Linked DNA regions of Homo sapiens: regions 1 and 3 are each linked to region 2. The links are chromatin loops, found by intact Hi-C in ENCODE. Cell type or tissue: endothelial cell of umbilical vein. All regions are shown on one strand.

The links. Peaks named below come from ENCODE experiments on the same cell type or tissue, not always from the same donor. Only the 100,000 strongest peaks of a DNase experiment are listed, where the experiment ranks them.
Region 1: it touches region 2 in a loop (11-fold over the local background); 5 of 110 quality-filtered maps call a loop at or near these places.
Region 3: a loop joins it to region 2, with 2.9 times the contacts of the local background. A loop is called at or near these places in 9 of 110 quality-filtered maps.

The regions. Positions count from the first base shown.
Region 1 is chr12:92,205,780-92,210,779 of GRCh38, forward strand. No RefSeq gene overlaps it. Among named protein-coding and RNA genes, the nearest start is that of BTG1-DT, 62 kb to the left of the region's middle. RefSeq lists an enhancer at 3,265-3,354. In endothelial cell of umbilical vein, no CTCF peak of the experiment used is centred here; a DNase peak (open chromatin) is centred at 2,982; H3K27ac peaks cover 927 bases.
Region 2 is chr12:91,988,730-91,993,729 of GRCh38, forward strand. It overlaps LINC01619 (long intergenic non-protein coding RNA 1619), which reads right to left. Exons shown (of 5, transcript NR_132341.1): 2 at 4,641-4,800; 3 at 368-464. Among named protein-coding and RNA genes, the nearest start is that of LINC02404, 120 kb to the left of the region's middle. In endothelial cell of umbilical vein, no CTCF peak of the experiment used is centred here; DNase peaks (open chromatin) are centred at 1,962 and 2,732; H3K27ac peaks cover 3,352 bases.
Region 3 is chr12:92,409,292-92,414,291 of GRCh38, forward strand. No RefSeq gene overlaps it. Among named protein-coding and RNA genes, the nearest start is that of CLLU1, 9.7 kb to the right of the region's middle. In endothelial cell of umbilical vein, no CTCF peak of the experiment used is centred here; a DNase peak (open chromatin) is centred at 2,600.

The sequences.
Region 1 (5,000 bases), 220 kb after region 2:
TAACACCAATTTCTCTCATTGTCTGACATTGCCCTTTTCCCTGCCTCTCTGTATCTCTCACATCTTCTCTGTCTTTCTCTTATAAGGACATCAGTCACTGGATTTAGGCTGGACCCTAAATCCAGGATCGTCTCACCTGGAAATCCTTAACTATATCTGCAAAGACCCCTTTTCCAGATAAGTTCACATTTACAGGTCAGTTCCTGGTGGAAGCATCTTTTAAAGGGCCACTATTCAATGTACATTTGATTCTCATGCAGAAGTGATTTTGCCTTCTAGAGTTTATCCAGCTTGGAAACATTTTTGATTGTCACTATTTGGGTGGATGGTGGTAATGACATGTAGGGGACCAAGGTAGGGCTACTGCTCAGCATCTTACAATGCCACAGGACAGTCCCTCACAACAAAGGATTATCTGATTCATGATGTCACTGGTGGTTGAGAAACTCTGCTTTAGACATATGACTATTGTAATATACAATCTCGCTAATGCACTGTTCACAGCTAATACAAATGCAAACTAAATACTGAGACTGATCTTATAGAATTGACTATCACTTAGGGGAGTCATTATGACATAATTTAATAAATAACCCATTGAAATTAATAGAAGTGTCATGAAGCAGAATAATTACCTAATTATTTCACACTTGTAAAGTCTTATAGTCCCCCAAAAGCTTACACTGTTATTTCTGTAAGCTTAAAAGTCATATTTTTCACATTTTAATCTTTCTGAAATTTGAAATGAATATAACGTATACATTTAATGTGTACATTTGATGTGGCATTGATTCTTACTTTGCTTTAAAAACTGGCCCAGGCACGGTGACTCATGCCTGTAATCCCAACACTAACTTTTCTTTGTTTCTTGACCTTGAAATTCTTGAAGATTGTGTGCCAATTACTTTTTAGGGTTCCCTTCAGCTGGGGTTTGTCTGATGTCTCCTCATATTTAGTATAGGTTATGCATTTTGGCAGGAATGTCACTAAGTGGCATTGTGTTCTTGTTGCATCACCTCAAGAGGCATATGATGTCACTTTGTCCTTATGTTGGTGATATTAGCTTTGGTCAGTTACAGTGCTGTCTGCCAGGTTTATCTACTGAAGAGTTACTATATTTTACTTTGTAATCAATAATTAATTTGCAAGGAGATACTTTGAAACTATGTAAATATCCTGTTCCTCATTAAAATTTTACCACTAGTTTTAGCATCCATTGATGATTTCTAACTTTGTGGCCGCTTCTCTATATAGTAGTTGACACTGTGCTGTCAGGAAGAGCTGTCCTTTCTCCCTCATTTACTTACTCAACCCTTTGTTCATGGTATTATACAGTGGTGGATTCTCTGAATGTTTGCATTGGTCAAGATGATCCTAATGGACACTAAAGTTTGGAACCACCATTTGAATGAAGAAAGTGATGTCCAAAGAGGTCAATTAACTTATTCAAGGTCATCTAATTAGTGGAGGACTAAACCCCTCTCTCCAAAATTCATGTCTGTATGTTCTTCATGCAGTAATCCCCAGATCTGAAGAGTGGGCACCTATTGATTATCTAAATGTGAATCACCTGAGAAACTTGTTAAAATGCAGCTTCCAGGTCTCATCTCCAGAGATTCTGATTCAATGCCTCCGGTATAAGGCCTTGAGATTTGTATAGAAAAGGGAAACAACTCATAAAGCACTTTTTATCTACTTACCTCAGTACTTTTTAGAAGGTAAATATAAATTGTGATGTTATATCTTTGTTTTTAAGATAGCATGTATAATAAGCACTATCAATTTAATAAGTTATTTTTATATTTATTTGTTTGTTTGTTTATTTATTTATTTTGAGACATTGTCCCACTTTTTCACCCAGGCTAGAATGCAGTGGCACAATCATGGCTCACTGTAGCCTCAACCTCCAGGCTCAAGCAATCCTCCTGCCTCAGCCTCCAGAGTAGCTGCAACTACAGGCACCCTCCACCACACCTGGCTAATTTCTGTATTTTTTGTAGAGATGGGGTTTTGCCATGTTTTCCAGGCAGGTCTTCAACCCTGAGATCAAGCACTCCCAAAATGCTGGGATTTTTATAGGCATGAGCCACCACACCCAGCTTTATTTACTTTTTAACTTTTGTGGAAGGCAATCAACACAGTTACTATCAGAAGATGAGTTCATGCACCTAAAAGGAGGGACAGCAAAGGCATTAAATGCAGCTTTCAGGGAAGTCCTTTGTAAATGCCCTGGAGTAGAAGTCGCGTACTTTAATGTGCATAAAAATTACATTGAGACCTTGTTAAATGCAGATTCTGATTCAGCAAGTCTGGAATGAGTAAGAGTCTGCATTTCTAACAAGTTCCTAGGATCCTACTGTTCTGAGCATGACACTTTGAAAAGCAATGCTTAGGCGGGGCGTGGTGGCTCACGCCTGTAATCCTAGCACTCTGGGAGACAGAGGCAGGCAGATCACGAGGTCAGGAGATGGAGACCATCCTGGCTAACATGGCGAAACCCCGTCTCTACTAAAAATACAAAAAAATAGCCGGGCGTGGTGGCGGGCGCCTGTAGTCCCAGCTACTCGGAAGGCTGAGACAGGAGAATGGGGTGAACCCGGGAGGCGGAGCTTGCAGTGAGCCGAGACCGTGCCACTGCACTCCAGCCTGGGCGACAGAGCAAGACTCCGTCTCAAAAAAAAAAAAAAAAAAAAAAAAGAAAAGAAAAGAAAAGCAATGCTTAGTCAACAGCAGGCATCTTCAGACCTGCTGCCCATTTTTGTAAAGTTTTATTGGAACACCTAGTCGTGTCCGTTTGTTTACATGTTCTCTGTGGCAAAGTTGAGTAGTTGCAACAAAGGCTATTTAGTCCACACATCTTAAATGTTTATTAACTGACCCTTTTGTAGAAAAAGTCTGAAGACCTCTGGTCTAGAGTGATTACTATCACAGAAATCTGCAATCAGAATGTGTTAAGTTTGCGTTTGGACTTTGCCACATTTGTCTTTGTGCCTTGTCAGTCAGCTTCTCTGAATCACAGTTTCCTGTCTGTGGGGAGAGGATAAGAATAGCACATGCTTTATAGAGCTGTTGAAGGATTAAGCAAAACAATACCAGTAAGGAGCTTAGCACACAAATATAAGTGTGCTTCAGATACTTGGGGACCGTGTATAAAGTTTATATCCCAGCCGGGTGCAGTGGTTTATGCCCATAATCTCAGCACTTTGGGAGGTTGAGGTGGGAGGATTACTTGAGCCCAGGAGTTCGAGGTCAGCCTGGGCAACAAGATTCTGTCTCTACAAAATATAAAAAATTAACTGGGTGTCGTTGTGTGCACCTGTAGTCCCAGCTACTCGAGAGGCTGAGGTTGGGGGATCGCTTGTGCCTGGGAGTTTAAGGGTGCAGTGGGCCATGATCGCACCACTCACTATGGCATGGGCATGGGTGACAGCAAGACACTGTCTCAATAAATAAGTAAATAATACAAAATGCAATAAAAGCTGCCTAGAATGCATTTTTTTTTAAAGTCTGCATTCCTAGGCTTCACTTGTGAAGATTCAATTCAGGAGGTCTGGGGTGGGGCCTGAGAATCTGTTTTTGAAACATGTTTTCCAGAAGTTTTTTTTTTGTTTTGTTTTTTTGAGACAGGGTCTCACTGTGTCACCCAGGCTCAAGTGCAGTGAAGTGATCTTGGCTCACTGCAACCTCTGCCTCCTGGGCTCAAGCGATCCTCCCACCTCAGCCTCCTGAGTAGCTGGGTCTACAGGTAGGAGCCACCATGCCTGGCTAATTTTTGTACTTTTTGTAGAGATGGGATTTTGCCATGTTAGCCAGGCTAGTCTTGAACTCCTGGCCTCAAGTGATCCACCCACCTTGGCCTCCCAAAGTGCTGGGATTACAGGTGTGAGCCACTGCACCCGGCCAGAAACATGCTTCCCAGAGGATTCAGATGCAAGTGATCCACAGGGCCAAGTATTGAGGGAAATGTTTAGCAACTTCTCTTGTTCACTTCATGTTCACGCCCCCATCCCATTCTGCTTCCTTCCTTCCACCCTCTCTTCACTATCTGTATCATCCTCAGGAAGGGCTGCTGGGCCTTGCTGCTCTGCATTTCTCTGGCTCCAGGTGCTCCACTCAACCAGCCCTATGCCTAAATTTGTTCTCCAGCTTGTCCGCAGGACTCCAGTTTTAGACTTTGATCCTAAATTAACAATACCTCTGAGTGGACATATTACTTACTTCATGCTCAGAACTGCTTTTGAATGATTAGGTTTTCTCTCCTTTGCAGATCTGTTATTGCCCTCCCTTGATCCCATTTTAAAACAGTGTTCTGCAAGTCAACCTGGCTATGGCCTAAACTCATATTTCGGATGGAGTCCGACCATCATTTAGATGGTAGAAACTAGAATAGACCACTGAGTGTGGGTAAATGGTTTTTACTGCTATTGTCAGAGGATAGTTGATGGAGCAACTGATATCTGGTGCACAGGTGCTCTGAGAAGGTTATTATGGTTTCTGAACATGTGGCTCTTTCCTTTGAAAGTACTGTGCCCTAGAAATAGTAAGTTCAAAGTTTTTTGAAAACCAGTGTGATTCATATCCCGCCTCACAATATATAGTCACTAATATAACAGACGACTTTGCAAAAGATTTCTCAACTGCCTACTTACTCCCCCATGTGCCTACACACACATATACAACAGCAACAAACCCTTACTAATTTGAGTGAATTTTATTTCTGAAGAAAGAAAGCTATAAATGAGCCTGAGCAACATAGCAAGACTCTATCTCTGCAAAAAATACAAAAATGAGCTCTCCGTAGTGGTGTGCACCTATAGTCCCAGCTACTCAGAAGGCTGAGGCAGGGGGATCACTTGAGCCCAGGAGTTCATGGGTGCAGGGTGCAGTGAGCTATGATTGTATCACTGTACTCCAGCCTAGGTGACAAAGCAAGATCCTGCCTCAAAGAAATAAAAAAAATAAAGCTACAAAATAAATATTGAAAGCCTGAATATCACCAG
Region 2 (5,000 bases):
GCATAGAAAATCCATTTGTGTGACGTTATTAATGTGCATGCTCATCAACCTTCCCAGGTCAATTGCAATCTCAGGACATGTTTGTCACTCCCACCTGATGGGCCCCCAGATGTTTCCATCTGAAGCCACGTGAATATGTCTTACTAAGTCACCAATACAACAAAATCCCATTACAAAACACCCGACTCTATTCCAGTGGAAAAGGCCAGGTTTTCTTTTTCTTAAATTTCCAATCAGTCACAAATCAACACTTTTGTATAAACCAAAATCATGCACTTAGATGTCAAAATAATGCACTTAGAAGTCACTAGCATTCTTAAATTGTTATATAAGTTTCTAAATAATTATTCACAGTTTCTGTACTCACCTTGTCATGAACCAATAACAAGCAGTTTGCAGATCAAACTCATCCATGGACCACACTTTGCTAGACCACTTTCTAGATGAAGGTTTCCAAACTTTTTCTATCAAGGATGAGAGGGCAAATATTTTAGGATTTGCAAGGCATGACTCAATTCTGTTGTTGTAATGTAAAAGCAGCCAGAGACAATAAGAAAATTAATACACTGTGTTCAGTAAAACTTTATTTATAAAAGCAGACCACAGGAGAGATTTGGCCCACCAGCTATAGTTCACCAACCCTTGGATGATGATGTTGATAATGATGATGATGATGATGATGATGATAGCTAATATTTACTGACCAACTTCGATGTGTCAGTGCCTCTCTATTCTCCCATTATAGCCCTGGGTAAGGTAACATTGTTTTAATTTTACAAATAATGAAAATGTGACATCAAGAAACTAAGAAATTATTTTAGTTCATTCTGAAAATAGGTGGATGTTTCAGGACCCAAACCACCGTCCCTAGGCTCACACTATACTACATATATAATGATTGAGACATCTTTTTCACAATTAATAAAAAAATTTAAAAATACTAGTATAATCTTGGTCATTTTCTTCCCTTTATCTCCCCACCCATCATCCACCTCAACAGTACCAAGCTCTTAGTGAACGATCATTCCAAAGAGTCTGTATATAGAGCAAGAGCCAGACATGAATACAGTCTGAAACAAACACACTCATTCAAACATACATTTATTCATTCAATAAATATGTATTGGGTGCTTACTCTGTATCAGGCATGAGTCCAAGGAATGGGGCTATAGTAGTGAGCAAAACACACAAGATCCTGTCCTTAAAAAGCTTACATTCTAGTATGGGGAAGTAGACAATCAGCAAATAAATATATTATGTTGGGTATTAAGATTCAGGGTTCAAAGAAAAATAAAGCAGAGTAAATAAGAGAATAGAGAGTGACAAAGTGCTTTTTTTTTAATCTAACTCTTTTATTATCTCTTCTTCACCAACTAAGATATGTACACTCCCAGCAGAGCTGTACTTTCAAATGTATCTACTAGGTATAAGCGCACATTTATAAGATGTTTTTGTACCATATTTGTACCAGTTATATTCTGCATAATTGTATAGAAAAAGACACTGAGAAAGAAACTATTTCATTAATTCATGCTGCAAATATTTATTGAGCACCTACGCTGGGCCGGGTGATATTTTTAAAACAGGGAATCCAACAGTGAGCCAAACGGACAAAGATGCTTGCTCTCATGGACTTCCATCATGGCCAGGAGAGTGGGAAAATAAACAAAAAACATAATAAACACATGTTAGAAGGTGATATGTAAAATGGAGAAAAGAAACGCACAGCAAGATAAGGAGATCAGGAGTACAGAGGAGAAACCAACAGGTTATAATTTAAAATAGTTGAACAACTTTCTCTTGATCAGGTAGTATGCAACTAAAATAACCCCCATTTGAAAATCAAGCCCTGGTTTTTAGTTCATTCATTCCTACAGTCAATGTGTCATCAACTAAAAGAAAACACAGGATGTTTTGCGTTGAATGTTCTATTTAAGTCCATAGAAAGAAATGTTATTCTTTCTAAGTCATTTTTGCCCTTTCCTTTCCCTTGCTTCAGAAAAAAATATTAGGGAGCTGGCAGCTGAAACAATGTAGGGATGGGAGAGGGGAAAGGAAGGAAAAACTAAAGGCCAACATTCATGCCGGTTGACTGTTTTAACAAGGATGTAGCTGTGATCCAGCCCTCCTGGATCCCAGTACAGCCTTGCTAGGAAGCCCACAAAAGCAGTGAGGACAGACAGTGAGCATTTTCCATTAAGTGTGGCATTCACTTTTTTCAAAAAGTTATGAGATGTTAATATAGATTTGAATTTTAATCAGATTTAATATGGGAACAGAGTATTTTTCTGCAAATGTGAAATTTTTCTAGGCTTTTGGGAAAATGTCATCCATATAAAGGCTAACTACTGTTTTACCTATAAAACTGCCATTCTTCATTGGTTTTTCAGGAAAGAAAAAGTACGATGATACAATGAAATATTATTGCAAAGATTTCTTATTTCTTGTGAACATTAATGGTTTCTGAGGGTATTTTAAAAATCAAACTAAGAACGCTTGTAAGCTTAAGGCAAGGATTACAGAATTTCAGTTAATAAATCAAGAAAACAGACATAACAAATCTATTTCTTGATAATAATAGTAATAATTTAAGAGCTCTCAACAAATTCTTTAAAATATCATGTAGACTTAGTGCTAGAAATGCCAATAGCAGTAATTCTGCCTCAAACCAAAAGGGGTTCAAAGTCAGGACTGCATGTCCAGAAAAAAATATACTTAGTGGCTACCACTCTCTGCTGCCAGCAATGTAATACTATTATCTCAGATGTATTGTGTTAGCAGCTACTGTATATCAAGCATTTTTCTGAATCCTTTTACAGACTGTAAAATAAATACTTTAGCAAACCCTTACCATAGCCATGTGAGGGAGACATTGTTCCCATTTAACAGATGACAACATTGGCTTAGAAATGTGACATAACTACCCAAGGGCATACAACAACTAACACTGGAATCTAATCCACATGTGTCTGATTCTGAAAGCAGCACCTTGGCCCATATTTTCTCCCTTCTTTTTTTTCCTCTGCATTACTTTTTCCCCACATACTCTTCCAAAAATATGTACTTATTTTACTATTTTTACAAAATTTTTGGAATATAATTTTTACATATTTACTACATCTAGTTGATTGACCAATCAGTGTATTCTGTAAACCTCAGGAAAGAAGTCCTCTGGGTTGTTACAGGGCAGGCTGGATCCTGGGAGTCACTATTATCTCTCTTAGATAAATCAAGCTGTTTTCTACATGACTAGTTTATCTAACAATTCATTGGTCAGACATCAGATAGGAACTCTCCCCCATCCTCAATCCGCTTCCTACCCACCCTCAACCCCAAGAATTCTCTAAAGGCCACTAAAAATCAAAAAAACAACATCAGAATTAGCATTTGCTGGAAATTAGGAAAATAGTGACAGAATTCCCTAAACCTCCTTTTTTTCAAGTCTGACTTTTGTATTCCTTAGAGAAAACAAAGGCAAAACCCCTTAAAATTGTGTTTGGGGGATGGACCTTTCCTGCAAGCTTGATATTTTCCATCTGTGCATATATTTGGATGTCTAAGCATGTGTTTATAACATATAATCCCATTATTAAATATACAGAATAATAAGAAAATATATTGGAGAGAGGGAAAACTATTTACTCAAAGGATTTTTTTACATTAAAATAGAAATCTCTACTGCATTCTTTTGCAAAATAAATTGCTAGGAACTGTGAGATGCCCATTTTTCTTTCTAACTCAGACCAGACAGGCAGACTGAGAAACTAAGCAACCTATGGCAAAGGCAGAAGGAAGGTGTGCAATGAGGGAATGGGGCAGCTCAGCTGGTATGCTAATGAGCTCTCCTCAAAACCATTGGCCCAAAATGTCTTAAATGGACTTCCATTTATAAAAATTAAATGTACCCATTTTTAAACTCACATATATAACCTATAGAAAGATCTGCCTAGGTAGTAAACTTGAATATGTGTATCAATGAATGAGAACATTGGTCTATGGATGTCAAGTCTGGTATGTATCAGAAGCGCTTGGAGTGGTTTTTAACTTAGGTAATTTGGGCACCACAGCTGACAATTCTGATTTAGTGGATCTGGGAGGAATTCAGGCATGGGCATCTTAACAAGTCCTTCCGAATCCACCCACATCCAACCACCATGTACATATATACACGTGATTCTGAAACACACCTAATTCTAGGCTATTTAATGGAAAATGGTCGATAGTTCCTCTATGTTGAGGGAGACAAGGTAGACATTCCACAGGACACCCTGGAGGAAAGGAATCATTCCTGACTTGTCCAAGATGTTAACTAAAAGGTATATGCAATCTTTATAAGGAGAAACTGATGCCCACAGCTCCTTAACTAATGCATTTGGTTTATAGAGCGTATTTTATTTAAAATTTTAAAGGCTACTGAAATTCCTCTCTCGAAACTCTCCCTCACTTACATAACCTTAGCCCTATTCTTACATTACCTAGCCCATTCTCTTTACTTCTATTATTGCAGTTTCTGACACATAATTTCAAATGAAGATCGATAGATGCTTCTAAGGGAAAAAATGAAAAACATTAGCTTTTCTCAATGCTCATTAAATTCATATGCGCTCTCTTGGTCAGCTGGGGCTGCCATAACAAAATACCATTGACTGGGTGGCTTGAACAGCAGACATTCATTTCTCATGGTTCTTGAGGTTGAGAAATCCAAAATCAAGATACTGGCCAATTTGGTTCCTCGGTGAGGGCTCTCTTCCTGTCTTGCGGTCAGTCATCTTCCCACCGTATCTTCACATAGTCAGAGGTCTGGAGGCAGGGCACAGGGGAGAGAGAAGGAGAGAGCGAGCACTCTGATGTTTTTTTCCTCTACTTATAAGGACACTAATTCCACCATGAGAGCTCCACCCTCAAGGCTCCTAAATCTAATTACCTAAAGGCTTGCATATCCAAATATCATTACACTGGGAATTAGGGCTTCAACATATAAATTTCAGAAGGACACAAAC
Region 3 (5,000 bases), 420 kb after region 2:
AACCACCCAAATTTACTACTTCAAAGCTTCTGTGGGTTAAAAGGCTGAATGAACTCAACTGGGTCCTCTGTTAGGGGCTCATATGGCCAAAATCAAGTTGCCAGTAGGGCTGAGCTCTGTACTGGAGTCTCTGGAGAAGAATGTTCTTCCAGCATCATTCAGGTTGTTGGCCAAATCCAGTTTCTTGTGATTCTAGGACTGAAGTTCCCATTGCCTTGCTGGATGTCAGCCAAGGACCAGGTTTTGCTCCTAGAGACTGCCTACATCCTTCCTCATGCTTTACCTGTAATCCTCCCCAGCATTGGTGAACGAATCCCTCTTATACATTGGGTCTCTCTGACTTTTCCTTCTGCTGCATCACTGATTCCAGCAAGACAGTGTTCTCTACTTTTAAGGGCTCAAATCATTATGTTGCACCCACCAGGTTATCCAGAATAATCTTCCTATCTTTGTTTTGTTTTTGTTTTTAAACAGTCTCACTCTGTAACCCAGGCTGGAGTACAGTGGTGCAATCTCAACTTAGTGCAACCTCTGCCTCCCAGGTTCGAGCAATTCTCCTACCTCAGTCTCCCAAATAGCTGCAACTACAGGCATCTGCCACCAGGCCCAGCTAATTTATGTATTTTTAGTAGAGACGGGTTTTTACCATGTTGCCCAGGCCAGTCTCAAATGCCTGATCTCAAGTTGTCCACCTACCTCAGCTGTCCAAAGTGCTGGGATTACAGGTGTGAGCACTGCACCTGGCCTAGTCTCCCTGTCTTAAGGTTTGTAACTACATCTGCAAAGCCCTTTTTGCCATGCAATGTAACATATTCACAGGCTCCAGGTATCAGGGCATGGACATCATTTGGAGGCCGTGCTGCCTACCACACTCACCCTTTCACTGATAAGCCCACCAAGCTGGCCTTCCATAAGCAGAAGTCAATCCTCTAAGGGAAATCAAGGTGCCACTCCTAAAAGAGGAGTGAATGGGGTGCTGAGAAGATGACAGCAATAGCTCTCTTTTACTTTACTTTCCAGTTAGAACTGACATCCACAGCCAATCTCTGAAATAAGCAGATCCTTAACTTACAGGTATCTGAGCAGCTAGGCTCAAGACCAGACAATTAAGAAGTATGAAAAGATGAAAGACAATAAATGATGGGTTTGATCTTCCTATGTCACTCTGAGCAGTGAGTCGGGAAATTCCTTTCTTCAATAAATCATTAACCAACACCACATCAGCACCATCACGTAAGGCACTTTGTTATGGGCTACAAAGTTCCAAAAAACTCCATGCTCTGTATTTGAAGAGTTCATAATATAGGTCAGTGGTCTGCAAACTTTTGAGGACACAAAAATTACCTGGGAATTTGCTAAAAATGAAGATTCCTAGGCCCACTGCTATGGTTTGAGTGTGGCGCCCCCTTCAAAATTCATGTTGAAGCCTAATCATCAAGGTAATGATATTAGAAAGTGGGGCTTCTGGGATGTGATTAGGTCATGAGGACTCCTCCCTCATGCACAGATTAAGGCCCTATCTAATGGGGTTGCGAGAGTGAGTTTGCTGTTTTCAGCTCTTTTTCCATGTGAGAACACAGTGTTCCTCCTCTCTGGAGGACACAGCATCAAAGTGCCATCTTGGAAGCAGAGATCAGCCTCCCCCAGATAATGATACCTGCTGGGGCCTTGATCTTCGACTTCCCAGACTCCAGAACTGTGAGGAATAAATTTCTGTTCCTTAGAAATTACAGTCTCAAGTGGTCTGTTATAGCAGCACAAAACACACTAAGACATCCACTGCCAGAGACACTGTTTCAGATGATGTGGGTAAAGGCCCCACAAATCAACATCTAATATAATGTCAGCTACATAACAGGTGCTCAGTAAACAGTTTTGATGAATGAATGATTATAATTTTTTTAGAGATGGGGTCTTGCTCTGTTGCCCAAGGTGGAGTGCAGTGGTATGATCATAGCTCACTGCAGCCTTAAACTCCTGGGCTCATATTATTCTCCCACTTTAGCCTCTTGAGTAGCTGGGACTACAGGTGCATGTCAGCACACCCTGATTAAAAAAACAATGTTTTGTAGAGACAGGGTCTCACTTTGTTGCCTAGGCTGATCTCAACCTCCTGGCTCCAAAACTGTTGGGACTACAGGCATGAACCACCCATGCCTGGCATGAATTTAACTAATGCATCCATTGATTCTAATGCAGAAATCCATTGATTCTAATGCACCATGAAGCACCTGTGGAGGAAAGTTGACCATCTGGGCAAAAAATCAGGCAGTTAGTGGAGATCAATTGAATAGGGTGCTTTGGCTTTGTCATTCAAAACATTCAGGCAAAAAAAAATCAACACCCCTTATTTATGAAGTTGATTCCTGCTTCCTTTTAAAGAAACTGAATTTAGTCTAAAATAAAGTAAGAAAAAAATCTGGAAGCAGAGAGGAAATAAGAGACATATCCAGGAATTTTAAGCAGAATGAGGTCATAGGAAGTTGTTGTTTTCCTGCATCTTTTTATTTTTTTTTTTAAGCAGGAAAATTCCACCCATGAAACAGATCAGTTGATCTTGCACCTGTGCTCCTGTGTCTGGCACTTATCTGGGTCAAGTTGGGAGAGCAGCCTCCGGTCCTGGAAATAAACAACCAACCCTGTCACTGGGACATACAGCATGTACAGCCATTCTTATTGCCAGACGTCCTCACCCAGCATCCATCAGGGAGCAGGTTCCATGCCATTTAGGCAGCATACCAGATGGACAAAATCACACAGGGCCATCTGACCAAACTGCCTTTCCCTTCACACATCCATCTCCCAGGTCCAGATCCTTGAGGTACCTCCCTTGGTGTTCTTGTAAATGTATCCAATATGATTTGCTTTCAGAAGGGTTAAGAGAGCAGGCTTTGAATTCAGATGGCCTGGACTCTACTCTTATTGGAATGTTTCTAGGCATGTGCCTTAGGATAAATTACATAACCTGTCTGTGCCTCGGTTTACTCATCTGTAAATGGAAGATGCTAGCAACACCTACATCGTAGGGTTCCTGGGAGGATTACATGAGATAACGCATGTAGAGCACAGTGCCTGGTCCTCTTAAGTGCTATAGAATAGGTGAATGGTGGTGAGATATCATCTCCCAGCATTCTGGCCTTTTCTCTTGCACCATTCTAGGACAAGCCCTGACTTCAGAGTTGTACCGGGCAATTGCTATATAGCTAGAAATCCTGGTCTGGGGATGATTCTGTCCCACCACTGCCCACTGTGGGTACAGTGCTTTTAACCATGCACTCCCACAGGTGAGCACACGTAGGCTACGAGTGGCCCTCAGCCTGCCTCATCATGGACCTGTGTTATAATAAATATGTTTAATTGTGCTGTTTTCTTATAGAGGAAAGTCCTGATGTTAGTTGCCTTGAAGTCAGACACCCAGAGAGAATCACAGGTTTTCAGATTAATTCATCGCTTGATTCTTATCCCTGAAGTCATATCTCTGGATCTCTGGTTCTCACATTATAAATTTCAATGATTCTTTTTCTATATGGCCATGTCATTCATATCCTGTGTAATATGGGGAAACTGAGGTATGAATGACATCATTCAAAAAGCACCTGCAATTTTTCTTTGCCAAGCACTTACAGCTTTTTCTCATGTTGCTTTCAAAAAGTCATTGAAATATTGTTCACATATTTTGCAGATGAGGAAATGAATATTCAAATGCATTAGGTATCTTGTCCAAGTTCTTACAGCCAGAAAGTAGAGAAATGAATTTGAATTACAAATCTTCTACCTCTTGGCTTATGCTCTTTTCATGACACTGGGAATAAATGTCTGAACAAGCATGACTTCATGTTTCAACTATTTATCAAATACTTGTTTTCTACTAAGATCTTGCACTCACTCAGTGGGATCCCCTGAAGCCTGCTGATTATTTGTCCTTTGGCATTTATCACTCTCTGTGGGACCTTACTCTCCTATGGTAAAGTTTTATTGTTATTAAAAGTATTATTTGACAATAAATGTAGAAATCCTACAGATCATACTCAACAACATGTCTAATGTCAGCACACAATGTCTAACAATCATTTATGAATACTTTATGTCAAACATAAGCAATAACCTAATTAAGGAAGGTATTTTTAATAAATTGACACTTTTTGACATAACCATATTTCAAGTGGCTCCATTGTTTTGTTTATTTATTTATTTATTTATTTATTTATTTATTTTTGAGAAAGGGTCTCACTCTGTTGCCCAGACTGGAGTGCAGTGGCAACATCATAGCTCACTACAGCCTCGACCTCTCTGGGCTCAAGCAATCCTCCCATCTCAGCTTCCCAAGTAGCTGGGACTACAGGTGTGTACCATCATGCCAGGCTAATTTTTCGTATTTTGTAGAGACGGGGTTTTGCCTGGTCGTCCGGGTTGGTCTCAAACTCCTGGGTGTTCCGCCCACCTTGGCCTCCCAAAGTGCTGGGATTATAGGCATGAGCCTCAAGTGGCTACTTTTTAGGGTTGAAATTTATATTGACTGTCAACTAGCTTCCCTAGTTAGTATTTGGGATCTGCTAACTAATTTATATTACCATCCAACTTGTCAACATTTGTTGAAATATAACTGTCCTCACTTTTTTTGTGTGAACATTGAATACACTTTCAGACTAAATTTGGTTTATTACTTAATGTCTTATTCTTTATTAGAGTTAATAATATTTCTTAATACTTTGCCTTCCACAAATGAATAACTTGTTTGTGATGGCTACCTCTTTTTTTCTCTTAGCCTGTCACAGGTATTATGGATAAAAATTAGCACGGCTGGGCAAAAACAATGAAAGAAATACACTTGCCTGGGAAAGCTGGGGAGGGGTAAATGAATATAATTCAAAATACCATATATTTATTCAACACTGTTGGAATATATGTCCTGTTGGAAATGTAAAAGTGACATATGTTCTCTTCCTGGGTCTCAGACTTTTAGGATCTAGTTGAGGGAACTGGACTTATACACAAAATAC